Regions from separate parts of the Homo sapiens genome. Here region 1 is linked to region 2. Evidence: read pairs that join two places in POLR2A ChIA-PET (ENCODE). Cell type or tissue: OCI-LY7. All regions are shown on one strand. Region 1 overlaps RALGPS2 (Ral GEF with PH domain and SH3 binding motif 2). Region 2 overlaps LOC105371632 (a long non-coding RNA gene).

Region 1 (5,000 bases), 220 kb before region 2:
ACTTGTTCAGACTGGGTGCAGTGGCCTGTAATCCCAGCACTTTGGGAAGCCGAGGCAGACGGATCATGAGGTCAGGAGTTCAAGACCAGCCTGGCCAACACGGTGAAACCCCATCTCTACTAAAAATACAAAAAATTAGCCAGGCATGGTGGCATGTGCCTGTAATCCAAGCTACTCAGGAGTCTGAGGCAGGAGAATCACTTGAACCCAGGAGGTGGAGGTTGTGGTGAGCGGAGATCGCGCCACTGCACTCTAGCTTGGGTGACAGAGCAAGACTCCGTCTCAAAACAACAACAACAACAGCAACTTGTTCAAGCAGATACCCATTCTCCTCAATGATTTTCTCAATGGTGTCTGGGAGCCTGTCTGCTGCTGCTTGGTAGGCAGAAGCTGCTTCTCCTGTTATCCTGACAATTTTTAAGCAAAACTTCTTTCTAAAATTATCAAACCATCCTTTGCTGGCATTAAATTCTCCAGCTTTAGATACTTCACCTTCCTTTTAAGTTGTCATATAATGAGTTTGCTTTTTCTTGAATAATATTTGAGGCTATGGGTATACTTTCTTATAGAAATCCTGGACCCATTTAAAAAGCTGCATTTTCAATACAAGATAAAAGACACAATATTTCACAAAACGTGTGGGGTTTCCATACCTGCTGGTGTATGAAAAGTGATGACTTCACAAATTTCCTTTTTAAAAAAAAAACGAAACACAATGCTCCTTACACTGGATTCATTTATCTTGAAATGGCAGACAACTGCAGCTGCAGACCTTAATCTGTGGTACATTTCAAGCAATTCAACCTGTTCCTGTAATGTCGTAACTTTTCTCTGCTTCTTAGAAGCACTTCCACCACCACTAATGGTATTTCTTATGGGTCTCATGGTATTATTCAAGGTTAGGATATTGCACTAAACACAGTGAGAGATCACATTTTAACGTCATAACACAATTTACTGGAGACAGGAACTGCTCATGTGGAGATAACTGATTAGCATCATCATTTTCAGCAGATACTCTCAACACTTGAGCTCACTGTAATAGCAACGCGAGGTGGTTACAAAATTACTACAATAGAATGGTATGCACTACAGTTAATTTTATGCAGTTATGACTTAATACTGCATCTTTATGTTTCTTAATAGTTCTCTTGACCGCATATGGCAGAACACAAGGTCTTTGTGTGCATAAGTCTTGATAAATATTAACTTTTCTTAATACATTTGGATATATCTCATGGTAGTAAAAGACAAAATAGACTAGTATCTACATATATTTTATACATTCACGCCATCCCTTTTTCTTAATTTTTTTTTATATTTCTAAGCTATGTGGTTTTTTTTTTTTTTTTTTTTACAAATTGTTGGAAATCTTCAAGACAAAATTTCCAAAATATTTATTGAAAAAAATATGTGTATGAGTGGATTCTCACAGTTCAACAAGATGAAGAACAGATTTGTGGCTGCCAGGGTTAAGGCTGGTGAGGAGTAGGAGAGGAGTAATGCGATGGGTGTGACTATAAAGAGGTAGCACAGGGAGAGATCTTTGTGGTGATGCAATAGTTCTGAATCTTGACTGAGGTAGTGGTTAGATAAATCTACATATATGACAAAAATCACAGATTTATACAGACACGTATTATAAAAATATCAATTTCTTGGTTTTGATATTGTACTATAGTTATGTAAGATGTAACTGCTGAGGAAAACTGAATGAAGAGTAAGTAAATGGGACTTTTCTGGACTACTTTTATAACTGCCTATGGGCCTCTAATTATCTCTGTACTATTTTGTTGCAACTTCCTGTGAATCTATTATGTCAAAATAAAAAGTTAAAAAACAGCAATAAAAACAAAACTACATAATGAATTATGAAGCTAAAATTGCACCGGGACTCCCAAGAACTAACCCACTATTTCTTCTTAAACTTTGACATGCATTTATGGTTACCTGGCATTAAAGGAATTTTGCCCTGCCCCACCTCTACCTCTCAAGAGCTGCTAAATTTCTCTGTGATTAAAAAAAAAAAAATTGCTTTTCCCTTTGTCTCTATCTCTTTCTGTTTCAGATTCTAAGATCTTCCTCCAAGTCACACTAGAATACAATCCAGGAAATAAATTATGCCACAGATGCCATCTTGCATATTGACAGTTCAGCCTGGTCAAGAATTAGTCTATACTAAAATATCTCATATGAACATCAAAAGGTTGAAGTAAACTCAACAACTCAAAGGATGCTTTTTTCAAGGGTATGACTTAGGAATAAAACTGTTTTGAGTATACTATGTAAATAAGCCTCCATTTTAGCAAAGGCTAAATGAAATTTAGCAGCCTTGATACCCCTTAAAATTTGTTACAATGGATTTAACTTGCAATTTTAAAATCACGTAGTAAAGAGAAATCTTCAAATAGTAAATCATATATAAAGGCAATTTCTTAACAGTCATTATAAGTGTATTTGAAAGAATATTCATTGATTAATTTTAAACTATGAAACTACTAAGCCCAATTTTCACTTGCATTTATTTTGGAAGCACAGGGAGGGCAAAATCCCACAACTGATGACCACCTACCCTATGAAAGAATTACTGAATTCACAGAAGTCAGAGCTTCCTTATATCTTGTAGGTTTGTTCTGCAAAGAAATTCTTGATCTAAATTTCATCTTGTAGGTTCCAATACTCTTAAAAGGAATGTTCTAAGGGTGATGCTGTAGGGATACCTACAGATAGAAGAGAGAAAAAGCCAATATAGACTAGTATGTAGATAAGAGACTGAGGGAAGAAAAGAAAAAGCGATGGAATCTGTAAATGACTGGAAGCAGGGAGAGGGCAATGGGGCTGGGAGATCCTAACAAAGAGAAGATAATTATTGCTGAGACATCTCTGTGCTCAAAAGAGGACAGCTTTAGAGGAATACGGCATATCCATTAGCATTCAGCCTAATATGGTTATCTACAAAGAAGTCTCAGTCACACATGAAGTGCTCACTACTATTCCTATATCTTAACCCACAATATAAACTTTAAAACTAACTCCTAGGTATTAAGATATATATATATAAACCCTTCTATTTTCTAATGTACTCACATCCTCTTTTCTCTTCCTTCCTCCCAATATGTTAAAGCTGTCCGTATAATGAGATCACAGATACAGGCAGGAGCTTTCTTTTCCTATCTCTGATGTCATATACACCTACACTACCAAACAACACTTTTCTTCTCTACCTTCCTTAATCCTAATCTAAGCCTTATCTTATTATATATTAAAGAAGTTCACAGTGATGAACAGCAGTAATACAAACTGACAAAACAGCGGCAACTCGCTTCTAACACAGCAATTGGTTTATTCTGGTCTGTATAGCAGAACAATTTCAAGTCTACAAGTCTTCTTTGCTTTCTTCAAATCTCTCATTATATTTATTAATTGTTTATATTTTAATTTTAAGGCAAATGATTAATTTTCATTAAAACAAGGATAGAATTATGATATTCCTGATGCTGGAACTTTGGATGTTTCCAAGATTATATTATCTTGACATACACTAGAAGGTTTGCACAGAGAAGCTTTTTCTATATACTGTCGGAAATATCTCAATTGTTAAATTTTTCAGAAATATTTTAATAAGATACAGTCCAGGTGTGGTGGCTACACCTGTAATCCAGCACTTTGGGAGGCTGAGGTGGGTGGATCACCTTAGGTCAGGTGTTCGAGACAAGCCTGGCCAACATGGTGAAACCCCATCTCTACTAAAAATACAAAAATTAGCCAGGTGTGGTGGTAGCACACCTGTTATCCCAGCTACTCAGGAGGCTGAGGCAGAAGAACCACTTGAACCCGGGAGGCAGAGGTTGCAGTGAGACAAGATCGCACCACTGCACTCTAGCCTGGGCAACAGAGTAAGACTTTGTCTCAAAAAACAAACAAACAAACAAGAAATATTTTAATTAATAAGATTCAGAATTATCTATTACATACTTTCCCTCATTTAACCAACATTCTTCCTTGATCCCTAGTAAATCCTAGTGATCCCAGTTATATAGAGGGGCTTATTATTTTTTGAATTTAATATCTGTTTGTTGATATAATCTAAATGTCTGACTTAATGTATTGATCTACGAGGATAAATAGAGTATAAAACTTTCTTCTTTGCTTTTTTTTTTTTGAGACAGAGTCTCACTCCATCACCCAGGCTGGAGTGCAGTGGCGCAATCTCGGCTCACTGCAACCTCTGCCTCCCTGGTTCAAGCGATTCTTGTGTATCAGCCTCCCGAGTAGCTGGAATTACAGGCATGCACCACCATGCTTGGCTAATTTTTGTATTTTTAGTAGAGATGGGGTTTTTCCATGTTGGCCAGGCTGGTCTTGAACTCCTAGCCTCAAGTGATCCACCTGGCTCAGCCTTCCAATGTGCTGAGATTACAGGCGTTAGCCACCACGCCCAGCCTAAAACATTCTTTGAATGCTCTATATGTCAGACTTTCAGATATATCCTGTCACTTTATGAATACTTGAGACCCTCATAAAAGAGGCAAACAGTATCCAATGTAATAACTACAGCACAAATTTCAAGCACAGTTGATCCCCTACTTAAGGCTTATTAAAAGCACCAGAGAATTGCTACTGGAAAGAAAACCGCACTGCAAACCACCTTTTTGTCATAACTCACCTTGTGCTTAGTAACAGAAAGTTCATTCTGAAGAGAAACCCTATTAGTGTAATCAATGTAGCAATGCCTTCTGAAGAAATACAAGCTTTATAGAACATCCGATAATTTATAATAGACAAAAATCTAAAACAAAAATCCTCTAAATGTAATAACATGGAAAAACCTTCAGAATACAGTCAAGCTTCTGCAACATGAAAGAACTCACACTGGAGAGAAGCCCTATAAATAAATGTGTAAGAGCCTTCTAAAAGAAAACAATCTAAGCCAGGTGTGGTGGCTCACACCTGTAATCCCAGCACTTTGGGAGGCCAAGGCAGCTCACTTTAGGTCAGGA
Region 2 (5,000 bases):
GAATGATGATGAAGTAAAAACCCATGAAACCACAGCCAGGTCAAGAAATAGAACATTTCCAGAGTGCAGAAGTCTCAGAGTAAGCTCGGTCACAATTCTTTTTCTCCTCTAAAAGTAACCACCATCCTCACTTTTATTATAACAATTTCCTTGCTTTTCTTTAGAGTTTTACTATCTCTATATGCATCCCTAAACAATGTAGTTTAGCTTTGCCCGTTTATAAGCTTTATATCAATGGACCCTGACTCTGAGTATTTGTGTCTTGCTTCTTTTCTTCAACATTATATTTATTAACTCCAACCATGCTGTTGTTAAGTGGCTCTAATTCTTATGCTTTCTATGACAGGCCAGCATTTGGTTTGGTTCCAGCTTGGGGCTATTACAAACACTGCTTCTCTACACATTCTTGTATACATCCTGGTCCACAGCATATGCATGTACACCTGCCTTGATGGCATTTTCCCACATCAGAATTTCTCCACTTGTGAATAGGGTGTGTGAATCTTTAACCTTAGTAGAGAATGGCAACTATTTGCCAAAACTTTGCTTCAATTTAAACTCCCAAAAGCAGACTGGGTGCGGTGATCACACCTGTAATCTCAGCACTTTGGGAGGCTGAGGTGGGAGGATCGCTTGAGCCCAGGAATTCAAGGCCAGCTTGAACAATACAGTGGGACCCCATGTCTACAAAAAAAAGAAAAAAAAATAGCTGGGTATGGTGGTCCACTCCTGTAGTCCCAGCTACTTGGAAGGTGGAGGCTGCAGTGAGCCATGATCGCGCCACCGCACTCCAGCGTGGGTGACAGAGCAAGACCCTGACTCAAAAAATAAATAAAAACAAACTTCCAACAGCAGCGGTTCTCACTATATTCCATCCTCAACAGCACTTGTTATTGTCAAACTTTAAAACTTCAACTGATCAGGTGGCTGTGTAGTGAGTAACATTTCACTGTGAGTTTAATTTGCATTTCCCTGATTATTAAACAAAACCAAGAATCTTTTACTATGTTAATTGGCCACATGAATTTCCTGTTATGTGCCTGTTCAAATCTTTTGACATCTTGCTATTGCCAAATTTAAATTTCCTTTTTAAATAAATTTCATATTCATTAAAATTACATTTGACAGAAAAGTATGTCCGTCTTCCAGGGTACCTCTGCACACCTGAGAACTGTATATAGCTAAAGGTAAAATGTCTAAGATCTGTAAGCTTATAAGCAATTTTTTTTTACTATAAGTCATTGAAAAGATTATAACAATAGTTCACAGAAAAACATGGATTTAGATCATTTTTTCTTATCTCTATTTTCAAATCTAACATCCTTTTTTTGAATTTTGTCCCCTCATTTCCCTATACTTTCATAGAGAACAAACATACTCCTATATATCACAGTCCTTTGTTAAAATCAAGTGCAACCAAAGTTATTTATTATTCTATTCTGTATTTCTCATGCTGTGTGCGATATGAATTGTTAGAAGTTAGCTAAATGTCTGTAATAAAGTAGTGACACTATTGTATATATGACCTTTGCAGCTGAGATAATATTAAGTAAAATATAAATGGCTACAATAGTTATACATATCTAATAAAAATAAATAAACAGCTCACCCAAGCCTGACATCTAGCTTTTGCTCACCTTATCTCCTTTAGACATTTGGGTATGAGCTCACTGGCAAAGAGTGAAGCCCATATAATCTACCATTAAATAAATTATTCAGTAATCTGTGATGTCCTTGTAACATGAGAATCCCCTATTTAAAAAAAAATAGCTGCACTGCTTACAGAGGCACATGCCTGCTATTTATAGTCTTTATGGAAGTTGCTTTGCTAGCAAATCCAACTAGAACTCCCCGGGAATCTACAAGGATTGATGTTTACTGCAGGGTTTTTACACTGAGCTATTTTGCATATGTGTGGGTGTGTGATGCACACACAGAGGACTGACGGAGAAAGCCCAAGCAGGTATGAGGTATTTGTTAGCTCTGCTCCATTTTCCTCTTAACATTCAGGAAACTCAAATAGGGACAAAGTAACTACAGGTCACCCACAGATCCAGTGATATGTATTCCTGACTGTATCCAGGCAACTGGGGCTCTACTTTTTTCTAAGAAGACATGTTAGTTCTCTGCCAACAATGTCAGATTTCTCTCACAGACAAAGCAGACCCAGGGGCACTGAGCCTCCCTTTTTACTTCCCCTTTTCCCCCAGGTGCGAGTATGATGTCCTGAAGACAGGAGGGGATGTGGGTTGCAGGGAGTCAAGGAATCAGGGAGGCAGCTTGCAGATCAGAGTGGGGCAGATGGCCTACATGAATTCTCATTCTGGAAGGGCTGGAAAAGAAACAGCCAGGTTGGCTGGGCATGGTGGCTCACACCTGTAATTCCAGCACTTTGGGAGGTAGAGGTGGGTAGATCACTTGAGGCCAGGAGTTCGAGACCAGCCTGGCCAACATGGTGAAACCCCATCTCTACTAAAAACACAAAAATTAGCCAGGCGTGATAGTGTGCACCTGTAATTCCAACTACTTGGGAGACTGAGACACAAGAATCGCTTGAACCCTGGAGGTGGAGGTGGAGGTTGCAGTGAGCCAAGATGGTGCCACTGTACTCCAGCCCGGGTGACTGAGTGAGACTCTGTCTCAACAACAGAAAAAGAAAGAAACAGCCAGGTGTCTATTTTTTCATAGTTTCAATTAATTTTTTGATTAGAAAAATATTTTATAAATATAGAAACTTAATTGGTATGTGGATGAAGCAATTCTCTTTATAAAAGGCTCAGAATAGCCAATTAACTCCATTTTCATGAAGTATATGTCGTGTTAACTTTTGAGTTGACAATTATCAAAAAGGTTTCATCAAGTGAAACTTGACATCAAGTTATGTGTCAAAAGTAGGCATAGAATTCTTGGCATACTGAAAAAGTATGGACAGGCAAGTGAAATGGAATTATGTGAAATATTACTTGGATTTTTCTAACATGTTACACAGCTATTCAGTAATTAAAATGTTTCTGAAAAATAAAAATATAAAAGCTGCACAAATATTTAGTAACAAAAGTTGAAAAGTACAAATTGTTTTTTAAAACGAAATAACTTCAGTGAAATTTTACTACACACCTATCAGAATGGTTAAAATTTAAAATAGTGACCATATCAATTGCTGATAAGGATGTAGAAAAACTGAATCTCTCATACATTGCTGGTGGGTATAGCCACTCTAGAGAACATTTTGGAAGTTTCTTATAAAACTAAACATGCAATTACCACAAAACCCAGCAATTTCACTCTTGGGTACTTATCCCAGAAACATAAAAACATATTTTATGTTCACACAAAACCCTATATACAAATGTCCACAGCAGCATTATTTATAATAGGCCCTGGAAACAACCCAGATGTCTCAGTGGGCAAATGGTTAAACAAACTGTGGTGCATCTAGACCTTGGACTACTACCCAGCAATAAAAAGGGAGCAAACCATGGATACACACAAAACTTGGATGGATTTCAAGTGAAAAAGCCAATCCCAAAGAATTACGTATGTTATGATTTTATTTATATAACGTTCTTGAAACCATAAAATTAGTGTGAGAGAGTATAGTTTAGTGATTGGCAGGGGTTAGGGCCAGGGGGTGGAGGATGGAAGGAGAGGGAAATAGATTATGTTACAAAAAGGCAACATAAGAGATGGTGATTGATATACAAACCTCCACATGTGATAAAATGGCATAGAATTAAATACACGTGCACGTGCACACACACACACACACACACACACACAGAGTAAATGTAAGACAGGAGGGAAATCTGATCAAGATCTATGGATTGTACCATCAATTTCCTAGTTGTAATATTGCACATACTAGAGTTTTGTAAGATGTTACCATTGGAAGGAAACTGTGGATAAAAGACACATTGTATCTCTCTGTATTATTTCTTACAACCCGATGTGAATCTATAATTACCTCTATTTAATTAAATTGTAAAAAGTTAAATGGAATCTAACTAATATTCTCATGATATAGTTGTTAACCCTGTACAGAAAAAGAACCCAAGTATGAAGCCAAAGAAAGAGCAGTGGTGAAGCCTGAAAAAAGCTCAAAGCGCGGGACAAAGGCAGAGCTGGAGCTGTTCCTGCACCTGTGGGTGTATGGGGAGCAGGGGAGAGAAGGTATCAGCACAGGTCATTTTTAGGGTGCCAGGGCAGGGTTGAGGAGGGAGTTCTTAGCAGTAGAAACCCACTGTGTGCTAACAGCAGTGAGGAGAGTCCTAGCAGCAAGGGTGGGAACAGATAGGCAGCTTCCAATGGGTGCCCAAGGTCCAAGCATGAGTTTTTTTTTAACTCTAGAAACCCAAACATACACTATTTGATAAAACTAAAATTACTTTAGCTGCTGGAAGCAAATCTGTGTTTTTTGTGATCGATTCAAACCACAGATAGAGCAGGGGATTGTCTTTCGGTAGGTGTGAATGGGGCTGTATTAGTCACCAGAGTTTCAAGTGTGCTTCTGTTTAGTTATCAAACTGCAATTCCATTGATACCCCGTCTTGAGTGTCTCCTCTGTGAGTAACATGAAAAGGACCTCTGGTTAAATAGAAAACTTGTCTTGAATTTGGAATTACAACATGCCCTTACTTATTCAGGACTCAATTAACTGAGCTTCAGGATAATCCAAGGTGAAGAAAAACAAGAGCTGACAAAGAAAAGAAATGGGTGAGTCAAGACAGGCACTGGGGTCTCTTCCCACAGACCTTGGGTGGGTTCAATGGAACCTTGAGGCCTGGGTTTAACTGGGCCTAACCCCACCCCAGGGATGTATGGGGGTTAAAGGGATTAATACTAACCTACTGACTGGTTGGAAGGGCCTGGGAGTCTGGGAAATTAGTGGGAAAAACAAAACAGAAGGTACTTAGAGTCCCAATCAAGACAGCAACTTTTAATACTGATTTCTTAATGGCAATTCACAGCCTTGACCTAACCAGTTCCTTAATCCTGCTCCA

Evidence for each region. Peaks named below come from ENCODE experiments on the same cell type or tissue, not always from the same donor. Only the 100,000 strongest peaks of a DNase experiment are listed, where the experiment ranks them.
Region 1: POLR2A ChIA-PET joins it to region 2 with 10 read pairs; 2 of 35 experiments call an interaction of 5 or more read pairs at or near these places.

The regions. Positions count from the first base shown.
Region 1 is chr1:178,794,342-178,799,341 of GRCh38, reverse strand. The region is part of intron 4 of RALGPS2 (Ral GEF with PH domain and SH3 binding motif 2); the gene reads right to left. It overlaps LOC124904462 (a long non-coding RNA gene), which reads left to right. Exons shown (of 3, transcript XR_007066749.1): 3 at 2,069-2,155. Among named protein-coding and RNA genes, the nearest start is that of RALGPS2-AS1, 71 kb to the right of the region's middle. In OCI-LY7, no CTCF peak of the experiment used is centred here; a DNase peak (open chromatin) is centred at 3,041; H3K4me3 peaks cover 882 bases; H3K27ac peaks cover 1,456 bases.
Region 2 is chr1:178,573,006-178,578,005 of GRCh38, reverse strand. It overlaps LOC105371632 (a long non-coding RNA gene), which reads left to right. Exons shown (of 4, transcript XR_922315.3): 1 at 1-4,713. Among named protein-coding and RNA genes, the nearest start is that of C1orf220, 33 kb to the right of the region's middle. In OCI-LY7, a CTCF peak has its summit at 4,971; DNase peaks (open chromatin) are centred at 415, 985 and 2,225; H3K4me3 peaks cover 2,649 bases; H3K27ac peaks cover 4,835 bases.